Linked DNA regions of Mus musculus: region 1 is linked to region 2. The links are chromatin loops, found by intact Hi-C in ENCODE. Cell type or tissue: left cerebral cortex. All regions are shown on one strand. Each heading gives the region's core, and the rest is flanking DNA. Links, peaks and the distances in the headings are about the cores only. Region 1 holds the start of Gm34128 (a long non-coding RNA gene). Region 2 holds the start of Tnrc6c (trinucleotide repeat containing 6C).

What was found. Hi-C counts contacts between places; a loop is a spot of excess contacts. Peaks named below come from ENCODE experiments on the same cell type or tissue, not always from the same donor. Only the 100,000 strongest peaks of a DNase experiment are listed, where the experiment ranks them.
Region 1: a loop joins it to region 2, with 5 times the contacts of the local background. A loop is called at or near these places in 5 of 42 quality-filtered maps.

Annotation. Positions count from the first base shown.
Region 1 is chr11:117,410,430-117,415,801 of GRCm38, forward strand. Gm34128 (a long non-coding RNA gene) reads right to left here and starts at 841. Exons shown (of 3, transcript XR_880326.2): 1 at 632-841. Gm11729 (predicted gene 11729) reads left to right here and starts at 3,960. Exons shown (of 3, transcript NR_132097.1): 1 at 3,960-4,318; 2 at 4,414-4,575; 3 at 4,748-4,939. In left cerebral cortex, for the core only: a CTCF peak has its summit at 376 (motif pointing right); DNase peaks (open chromatin) are centred at 4,647 and 5,220; H3K4me3 peaks cover 497 bases.
Region 2 is chr11:117,653,067-117,658,438 of GRCm38, forward strand. Tnrc6c (trinucleotide repeat containing 6C) reads left to right here and starts at 1,223. Exons shown (of 22, transcript NM_198022.2): 1 at 1,223-1,620. In left cerebral cortex, for the core only: a CTCF peak has its summit at 2,621; DNase peaks (open chromatin) are centred at 608, 1,118, 1,589 and 2,931; H3K4me3 peaks cover 3,648 bases; H3K27ac peaks cover 2,635 bases.

The sequences.
Region 1 (5,372 bases), core at 264-5,263, 240 kb before region 2:
TTCTGACCACCCAGAGCCAATCTAGGCTGCTCTGAGAGCTGCCTTTTGCTTAGGGGGACCTGCAGGCAATGTCCTTCCTGGTGCCATGGAGAGAAACAGGGCTGGTGTGGAGTCCCAGGAGACAGTTGGGCTGTTTCTTTCCCTCTAATTTGGGTCCACACACTTGTGCAATATGAAGAATGTCATGACATCACCTGGTGGTTCCAATGACACACTTAGCAGTTCATTTTCCTTTGCTGACTACCCTTTCTTCTTTAGTAAAGATTTTATTGTTTTTTGCTTTTTGGATTTATTTATTTATTTATTTAATGTATATGCAAGTACACTGTAGCCGTCTTCACACACCAGAAGAGGGCATCAGATCCCATTACAGATGGTTGTGAGCCACCATGTGGTTGCTGGGAACTGAACTCAGGTCCTCTGGACCTGAGTCAATACTCTTAACTGCTGAGCCATCTCTCCAGCTCCAAGATTTATTTTTTATGTTTTATTTATGTGTATGTCTGCGTGTACATGTGTTGTGGTAAATATTAAAAAATGAACCCTCCAATTCTCAGTGGGGCCAGGCCATGCTCCTGCTGCCACCACCAACTCTCTGGAGCCAGTCCCCATGCCAGGTGATCTCACTCACTTGTTCTCTTGGCCTGCCAACTTTCTGGCCCTGTGGGGCCACAGGACTCCCGCTGGGCCATCTCTCGGACAGGGCTCCAGAGTTCCTCTCGCTTCCACACATGGCTCCATACACCCCACAATCAGCCATCTCAATACCTATTTACCCTGTAGAAACATGACTCTTAAAGCTTAATTATCCAATCATATTTATATAACAATAAGATCACAATTTACAAGATGCCAATTCAATAATTTCAGAGCTAATTGATAATGATAAAAGCTTTACCCCAACCGGGTGGTGGTGGCGCACACCTTTAATCTCAGCACTTGGGAGGTAGAGGCAGAGGGATTTCTGAGTTCGAAGCCAGGACTGCACAGAGAAACCCTGTCTCAAAAAAAAAAAAAAAAAAAAAAAAAAAAAAAAACCGAAAAAAAAAACCAAACAAACAAACAAAAAGCTTTACCCCAATTATTCTAACCTTATGAAAATCTTAGCTACTTGTGGCTGTTTAAAACCACACAGAGCCGGGCGTGGTGGCGCACGCTTTTAATCCCAGCACTCGGGAGGCAGAGGCAGGCGGATTTCTGAGTTCGAGGCCAGCCTGGTCTACAAAGTGAGCTCCAGGTCAGCCAGGGCTATACAGAGAAACCCTGTCTCGAAAAAACAAAAAACAAAACAAAACAAAACAAAAACCCACACAGGATCAGGATCTTCTTCCTGTCCATCTGCCTCCATGTTGGCTTCTCTTCCTTCTTCCTCCTCCCTTCTCCTCCTCCAGCGATCTCTATCTCTTCCCCTCCGCCCCCACTCCTAGCTCCGCCTCCTTTTTCCTGTCCAATCACAGGGGACTTAACTGAAAAAGAAGCACTAAACCCCACCCACAGCAGGGCTGGAGAACACCTGAAACTTCAGCCCTTGGGAGTAAGAGGCAGGAAGATCTGAAGTTTAAGGTCAGTCTTGGATATTTTTGGAGTTCTAGAGTAGGCTGAGCCAGATACCCTGTATAAAAAACAAGCAAGCAAACAAACAAATAAAATTTTAAAAAAGGCATGCAGGCAAAGTGGCCAGCTCATAGCACAGAAATGAATGAATGGTATCTTAGGGTTACTATTGCTGCAATGAAACACTATGACCAAAGAAATGTGGGGAGGAAAGGGTTTATTCAGCTTATACTTCCACGTTGTTGCTTATCATCAAAGGAAATCAGGGCAGGAATTCAAACAGGGCAGGACCCTGGAGGCAGGAGCTGATGCAGAGGCCATGGAGGGATGCTGCTTACTGGCTTGCTCCCATGGCTTGCTCAGAATGCTTTCTTATAGAACGCAGGACCACCAGCTCAGGGATAGCTCCATCAATCGCTAATTAAGAAAATGCCCTACAGCTGGATCTTACAGAGGCATTTTCTTAATTGAGGTACCCTCCTTTCAGATAACTCTAGCTTGTATCAAGTTGACATAAGATCAGCCAGGACAAACAGGGTAGGGAAGGGACCCTTGAACTGAAGCAAAAATGTCCCCTAGGCAGGCTGACAGCACACAACTGGTAGCTTTGGCAGACACACCACACCAGGCACAATCCAGCAGCTATAGTTTACTCCCAGAGGAACTTAAGCTCACCAACCAGCCTGAGGTGAGGCTGTGGAGGATCCTCACAGCAGTTCTTGGGCGAGCTTCTCTCAATGGCAGCATAGCAAGGTAGTGCAAGCCGAATCAGTGCTCAGTGCTTGTTTCCCATGGTCTGTGGGGTCATATTTATACTCCTTAATCAAGTGTCCTTTCTCGTGTCTGCTTTAGCACCTTTCACCTGTGTGCCTCAGCAGAACATCATTTGACATAACTAACTTTTGAAAGAAACTAGAAGTTTCCACTTCACGAGACTCTGTATCAAAGCAAACAAACTGAAGAAGGCCTGAAGCACACTGATGTCTTGAGTCCGCTGGAACATGCCTACGACTAAATGAAGTTTCCAAGATTCATTACAGAGTGAGAAAAACAAGCGCAGAAACTGTGAACATGGCAAAACCCTAAGTGCGTTAAAAAAAATAAAGAAGCAAAAAACACACATCCAGGCATCTGCGCGTGAACATGTCTGGGGGGGGGGGGGCATCAGGAGCCTCTGGGGGGGCATGGTTGTTGGAGGCGCCGCAGGGAGAAGGCATCTCTGGCATTTACACAACAGCCTTAGGCTGGATCCCCAGTACACGTGCCCTTGTCCTGGTGGCTCTCTTGGGCTTTAGCCCTTCTGTTAAAACCACAGAGAGCCCTTCAGACTAACCACGGGGGCAGATATTTACTTCCCGGTCTGCTGTGACACAGTGCCTGACAAGAAGGAACTTGAGGGAGGGAGCGGTTATTTCAGCTCACAGCTGGAATGGATACAGTCCATCACAGTGAGGAAGTTAAGCTGGCAGGGTGTGAGGTGGCTGGTTATGGCATGGTATCCATCCTGCTATCCTCGGCAGGAAGAAGAGACAGATGGAGGCTGGTGTCCTTCCCCCTTTTATTCGGTCCAGGACCACACCCCTTGGCAAGGTGGCACCTACATCCAGGGTGAGCCTTTTATGTCAGTTAAGCCAGTCTAGAAACTCCCTCACAGATATGACCAGAGGGTTTATTCCCTGGTGACCTTATATCCTGCCAGGCTGACAATGTTAATCATCACATTGGGTAAATTACTGCCTTACATGAGCAATATTTAGGGGTTCCGATGGTGTGCACCCTCATGGAACAGCAAGTGTCCCCAGTGTGTGCCCTTTTCCCAGTCACCTGTCCAGCTGTGGTGTGACAGAAGTGGGGGGTGGAGAGAGAATGGACATAGATTAGTGTAATAGAGAAAGGGGAGAGACAGAGATATACAAAGAAACACACAGAGAAAGACACACTGTTGTTTGAAAAGATAGATACAGAGAAACAGAGAAAAACAAGGTTGATGATAGAGAAGACAGAGAGAGATACAGTGAAACAGGAGGCAGAGGTAGAAAGTGGAGAAGTGGAAAGGGAAAGAGAGGAACAAACAGGGCAGAGCTGTTCCTCTCACAGAAAACACAACCCCGCTGTGGTGGTTTGAATAAGAATGGTCCCCAAAGACTCACGTGTTTGCACATCCGTCCCCAGTTGGTAGCTATTAAGGGGAGGATTAGGAGGTGAGCTCTTGCTGGAGGAGGTGTGTCACCAGGGATGGAGTCTTAAGAACTTTGGACCATTCTTGTGCGTGTGTTGTCTTTGTGTCTTGATGGAGGTGTGAGCTCTCAAGTTCCCGCTCCAGTTGCCAAATCTACAGCTGTTGGAAAGCTGACCTCACTCTCTGGAACCGTCAGCCCCAAATACACCTTTCCTTCTGTCTGTAGGTTGTCTTGGTGTTTTATCACGGGAAACACTGGAGTCACTGGGAATCTAGCAGACTGCAGACTGGTGGCCAGGAGCTGCTACCTCAGGCAGGGAGGGTGGAGAGGCATGGGGCGTCTCCAGTCTGAGGCTACCACATGAGGCAAGGACTTCTCTGGAGGAGGCCCGGATTCAGAAGCCAGGATGTCATAGTGGGGTAGACTTCTGCCTGGGCCATGCTGGCTCTGTGAAGAGATTTTTTTCCCCCTGTGCCAAGCATGGCCGGCCTTTTGACACTGCCAAGACATACAAAGTTCACGATGAGAACTATGCAGTGGAGTTACAATTTTTTTTCCCAAAACCTATCTTTCTCATATTTTGGGTAAGTTCACAGTTTTGTGTTGTGCTGCATGCAGGCACAAGCTACAGGCTGGATATGCGTGCTTCTTCTAGAAACTTCCATTTTCCTCCAAACAGAGTTCTGACCCGAGCTGCTGACCCAGAAGACGAAATGAGAAGATAGATAGACTGGAAAGTTCATTCCGGCTTAATCCCGGTGGAATTTCATCAGAGCTCCTGGAGAGTTGGACAGCAGCATGCCCCGAGGGAGCTGGGGCGGGAGGAGAGGCGCTTCCCCAGGTGGGCGGGCCCTGAAGGGTGGAGGAGGGGCGGGGAGAGGACGGCTGCTGAGGCTGCGGCGGCGGCAGCTACTGCTGCTAGGCTGCTTCCTGGGGCTTCCTGGGACCTAGCCGCCTGATGAAGGGCAGGATCTTGTCTTCATTTGTGCTTTCAGACTCTTCTTCTTCCCCAGGAAGTGATTAGCCAGGCAGACCTGTTGTCCTATGGAGGCGCACGTTACCCGGCGGATGTAATTACCCATTCGCTCTGTTATTAGCTGGGGTAAGAGATTGAGGCTCTCGCCCTGCTCCTGCATTTCAAAGCTTACTCACACGCCCGCATCCCTGATATTAAAGCACAATGAGACTTTTTTGAATTCAATTAAGCATTTGCCTACTGTGACTCTTTATTCATCGCAAATTGTCTCAGTAAATAATCTTCATCAAAAGTCAGAACCAATCCCCATTAGTTGTTTAGATTAATTAATGGGTCCCCCCGGAGCCACCCAAATGAATTCAATTTGAACGTCAACAACTTGCGGTGGAGTTTCCCAGGCTGGCATTAAGACAATATCAAACCTGCAATAAGTCACATTTAAAATGTTAATTCAGGGAAGCTTTCCATTTACAGTATTTAATTAAATCTTTAAATAAACGGCGCGGGCTCAGGACCAGATGGTTCTGCATTTTCATTGTGGAGCGGAGCCTCGAAGTCATCGAGGGAAGTATATTGGAGGCGCAGCGTAGATAAGCAGGATATATGGAGCAATAAAATCTAATCTGGTTTCCAGTGGGGAGATTTGGTGTATGTACACAACC
Region 2 (5,372 bases), core at 259-5,258:
GAGGTCATGGTCACAAAGTCAATGAATGGCAAGGACAAATGCTAAATGACGTCATTTTGGTTCAATATTCCAATAACTGAAGTTTTACAGTGTTGTTTGCACCCAGACTCTGGGCTCCTCATGGATTTAGCAATCTACCTAGTGCATGCTGTGTAACTGCAGGATGCTATTTGTGCTCCTTCCTGGATCATGTGATAATATCTGGACTTTTGAGACACAAAAGATACAGGTTCTCAGCAGTCAAGAATTAAACTGAAGTCAATAAAATGCTGAATAGAAAAGGCAGAAGTCTCTGTGAGAGCCACATCTGCCATCAGATCTTTCTAGGGGATATGGGTTTGCAGGATGAAAAATACACAACAGACGTTTGAAGCCGACTTCGGAGAGTAAGTAAATCTGACGACCAGAAGGCTTAAAATATAATAGAAAGAAAGGAGTGTACAGAGCTCACGGGACCCTGAAGGGAAACGAGAGCAGCAAGTCTGTTGTGTCCCTTTTCTCCACAAACATTTCAAAACATGACACTGGCGGCAGCAAAACTGCATCTCGAAGGTACTACTAGAGCGTTGTCTCTTCTTCCAGACGGGAACACATAGACAGGGAATGGCCTCTTACAGCACTGACAACTTTCAGAAGCATCGCGGATCTACCAGAACATCAGGGTCGGGAGTGGTGGTGGAGAGGAATTAGGCTCCTTCCATCACCCTCTGTGGAGAAAAATATGAGCTTTCAAAATCTTCCCGTGGCTTGAACAGAAACTTGAAAGGGACTCTACGGAGCGCACAGTGCTTCGGACCTTACCCACCAGATTATTACGTATATGTATACCAAGGAGGAGCCAAAGAATGGAGGACCACCGCGGGCTTCCCAGAGCCAGGAAGAAAATGCGGGGTGTGTAGTCTCAGCCCAGGGCTTGGGGTGGGCAGGTTGCGTTCGCTGTAGGGTGGAGTAGCTGCGGGGAAAGCAGGCCTCCCCAGGGGGCTGCTTTGCAGCCGGGATTGTTTGGCTCGCGTCAGAGCAATCCCCGGGGAGCCTCTGAGCGAAGGAGGGGGCCAAGAGGATGCCGCGAGGAGCGCGCAGCGAGCTTCTAGGCCGCGTCCCGCGCACGTACGAGTGTGCACCGTAGGGAGGTACAGGGCGTGTGCACGGCACGGGCCGGAGGCGCGCCAGTGCGTGCGCCAGGTTCAGGGCGCCGCTGCGCAGAGGGCCAGCGCCGCCGGGCGAAAACGCTGCGCAAACCCGGGATACGGCGGGGCGCAGAACCGGAGAACGGAGGCGGCTACGCAGAACTGAATCTGCGGCCCTTTGGTGCGCAAGCTAACGCGGAGTCACAGTGCCCAAAAGCGTGAAGGCAAGCGGCCACGGGAGAATTCCGCACGGCTCTCCGCATTGACCGGGAAGGAGCGTCAGCTCCGAGGAAAGGCGCGCGTCCGAGGCGCGTGAAGAACGCGCAGCTCGCACCCCCGCGCGCTCCACGCGCGGTCTGGACGACCACAGCGCGGGCGGGTATTAGGGGAGAAGGAGGAGGCGTGGTCTTTTCGTGACGAACCAATGGGATCGGGAGCACTGCCTGGAGGCGGAGCTCAGGATCAGGGCGCTGATTGGCCATTCCGCCCTCCGGTATGCAGATGCGGTGGGAGTCACGTGCCGGGGGCCGGTACGACTTCCTGTTGGAGGCCCACGCGGGGCGGGGCCGGGGGCGCGAGCGCCGCGTCTGGCTGGAGCGGGGGGAGGGGGGTTCTTGTCAGTTAGAGCAACAAGATGGCCGCGGTGGCAGCTCCGCACCTCAGCGCGACGGCCCCGGGAGCCGCAGCCGCCGTCGCCGTCCGCGTCGCCGTGCAGCCCTGAGAGCCGCCGGGTCACCCCGGCCGCCCCCGTGACAGGCGGTCCTCGCGCCGTCGCGCTCCCGCCGCCGCCGCCGCGGGCCCGCTCGAGCCGGAGCCTGAGGCGGAGGGAGCGGAGCGGCCCCGCGCCCAGCCGCCCATCGCCGTCCCCGCCTCAGACCCGGGCTGCGTCCGAGCCGCGGCCCGCCGAGACTTAGGAGCAGGGCGCGTCGCGGCGTCGCGGGCACTGGACCTGGACCTGCCGGGACGTGCCGCCGCCCACCCGCCGCCCGCGCCCGGACTCGATCCTGCGGCGCCGGCACTGAGCGGGCCCCCGCCGCCGGAGCGCCCCCGAGGGCCCCGGGCGGCCGAGAGCGACCTCTCCACCGCCAGGCCCGCGCCGCCGGAGCCCCGCGGAGCCGCCGCCGGGGACGGAGCCCAGGTGAGAGCGCCACCGCCGCAGCGCCCGGAGGTCTTCGGGCCCTTTGTTCGGCCGAGCCGGAGCGCGGCGGCCCCGAGCTACCCGCGTGCGGCGCCGGCCGGGGTTGACGGGCGGAGGAGAGGCACGGACTGCGAGCTCCTGGCCGGGCGTGCGACATCGGGATGGGGACCCAGGGGTCGGACACTTAGCCGTTCCCCCCAACCCCCGCGCTCGCTCTCTCGTTCTCTTAAAACTAATGCAGTGGTGGATGATACCCGCTCCCCTTGCATGGTCCCCTGCAGACCGTGCGTTCCCAAAGGGTGGCATACACCGATCCGCAGTGTGGCGTTGTTTGGTGAGCCATGGGCGACCCCGAGGGCCCCCTACAGTTGTGAAATGAGGTGGATTTATTTGTAACGGTGTTGCAAACGGATTGCGGAGTGCTTGCGTGCTAGGAAGACGCACCGCCACCGCCGCCAATGCAGCTACCTCGACCGGGTTAACAGATAAGGAAACCCGAGCGCCCCGACGCCGTCTCTGCTTTTTTAGGGTAGCTTGGTCCGCGGCTTCGCCAAGTAGGTGAGATGTAGCGAATGCTTCCGTAGCAGTTAAAACCTGCAGATGTGGACCTGAAGCTGTCCCCCACCCCCATCTCCCTGTGCGTTGGCCGGGCGAGGAGACGGTTGGCGCGCGCGCTGCGCGTCGCTGGAGGAATCTTGATGAAGGATGGTGCTGGGATGCTGTGAGGGAGCCCGGGGAGGAGGAGGAGCCGGCGGGGCTCGGCTGCACCTATGGCGTTCTGAGACTTCTGACAGTGCTGGTGCTTCCGTGTGTAATTAGTTGAGTTCTTTCCAACCTTTGCCTTCGCCAGATGAAACCTCCATTTGAGTGGTCTGCCCATTGGCTTCTGGGAGTGAAACATAGGTTCAAAACTCAAAATGGTGCTCCATTGATGGCCAACTTGGGCATCTTGAAGGAGTTGCACGTCGGAGTCTCCTGGCTCCTTTGCTCCATTGTACTGCCCAGGTTCTGATGGTAGTGGTTGTTTTCTGGGTGTCTGGTGTGCACGTTAACCGCCTTGTGCCAGTATAGATAGTCTATTCATCACCACATCTCTGAATGGCACCTGACTGTATATGCAGTTATTTTATGCAATTTCCTGTCTTTGGATTGGAATAACTATGTGAATTAGTTCAGACCCTAAAAATGTGACCTGAGTGACTTCAGAGGATAGTTTGAACTGTATATGGGGTGCTGACAATTGTATTCCTGGATTGCAGACTTCTTTCCCTAGGAAATGAAATCCTGAGTTAGATAAGACAGCCCAAGCCAGTTGAACTTGGCTGGCAGAGGGCACCTTTTTTCCCCCCCAGAACAGAAGAGGTGAGCCTTGCTTTGGACATTTCAGTGTGGTTAAGATGCTTTTATTGAGGAAATGAGGTGTCTAAAATACAGGGTTCTGTTATATTGACGAAATTGATTTTATTCATGGGGGGAGTCTGAATAGTTGGGACTTCGTTTACCAATACTGAAAAGACTTTTTTTCTCCCTATCGAATTATCTTAGTACTTGTGTTTTCATAAGATTCTTAGAGTCTATTTTTATTTTATATTTTGAGTAATCAGAAATTAGTAGTTCAGAAAGTAATAGTTAAATTGTGCATCCTACACATATGATTTAATTATATGGATCTGATTTTAAAACTATGAATTTAAACTCATGCTTCTTGTCCAAAGCAATCTGACAGTGATCTCCCATGTGCTAGTAAGCTGTCAGTTTGGACCCTAAGATTGGCAAAGGGTTAATCTTAATTCCACTTTTGATTCTGGTGTTTAAATGTTTAGGTGGTTATAGGGACTCTAGTAAATGCTGGTCTTCCTCTTTATGTTTTGTGTTGTCATAAGGAGCAGATATATGGTTAATAAGAAGGGTTCTTTTCTAATAGGTTTATATTTATGTTTAATTGACTTGGCATTTTGGAATAAGGAGTTGAGTGCTGGAGTAAGGTTCATTGTTTCATTTGACATCCTTGGCTAAAAAGTTGCCAAGGCACTTGGAGATTATTTGAAACTTTAAAGGACAATTCCTCATTCCTGCCACCTTTTGTTAAGCAGTGACCTTACTGAAGTAATTGTGTGTTCTTCCAAATACTGTCACTCAGAACTAAGCCTGGGAGGGAGGAAGTCAGGACTGGGGTGAGAGGCAACTTTTTCCTCATTGAAGGGAGCTTTATAGGGAAGATAAAATTTCTGCAATACTGACTAAGAATCGAGTGTCTGTATCTTCCCACATATTCATAGCCACCAGCTAGGGAAAAGGAGGTCCTGCCTGTTACTCTTGCTGGACCCAAGTTGACATTGACGGGTCAATGTGGGGGTGGGGTGGGGGGGTGGAGGGGTTGATGGGGTCGACATGATTAGTAGCATTACTTTCTTGTGTGGTTTGGTTTGAGTGTGTTAAGTGTCTTTGGCATCATAAATAGCTCCATTACAACCTAAAATGAAGAGCTATTTTGTAGACTACCTCCTTCTCCAGTATGAATTAAACCTGTGAAGGGAAGGTGTGTGTCTGTGTTGGTGTGTGAGATTGTGTGAGGACTATGACTTACTCAAGACTTACTGTGCAAGGGTGATATTAGATTAGAGTTTTTAAATTTTATTTTTATTTTCTGTGCTTTGGTGTTTTGCCTGCATGCTTGTCTGTATTAGGGTGTTGAATTTCCTGGAACTGGATTTACAGATATCTGTGAGCTGCCATGTGGGTGCTGGGAATTGAACCCAGGTCCTCTGGAAAAGCAGCTACTAGTACTCTTAACCAGTGAGCCATTTCTCTGGCCCCTGAGAAAATTTTACAAGAAAGAAAATTGGTGATTTTAGGGTTCAATGTAGCAAAGATTTTGTTTGGAGAAAGTATGAAAAAGATGAGGCAGGATTACATGCAGTTCTTGGGACCCAGAGAGGTATGCTCTGGGGGAGCAGGAGACAGAGCCCCATCAGGCAGGACAGGAAGGTTCCAAATGAGCCCAGAAAAGCCAGGTGGTAGTTTTTGTGTGGTTGGATTTGGATTCCTTTGATTGAAATTGCTTGGAGGTAATCAGATAGGCTTTACCTCTCTCTCATTCAGCCTCG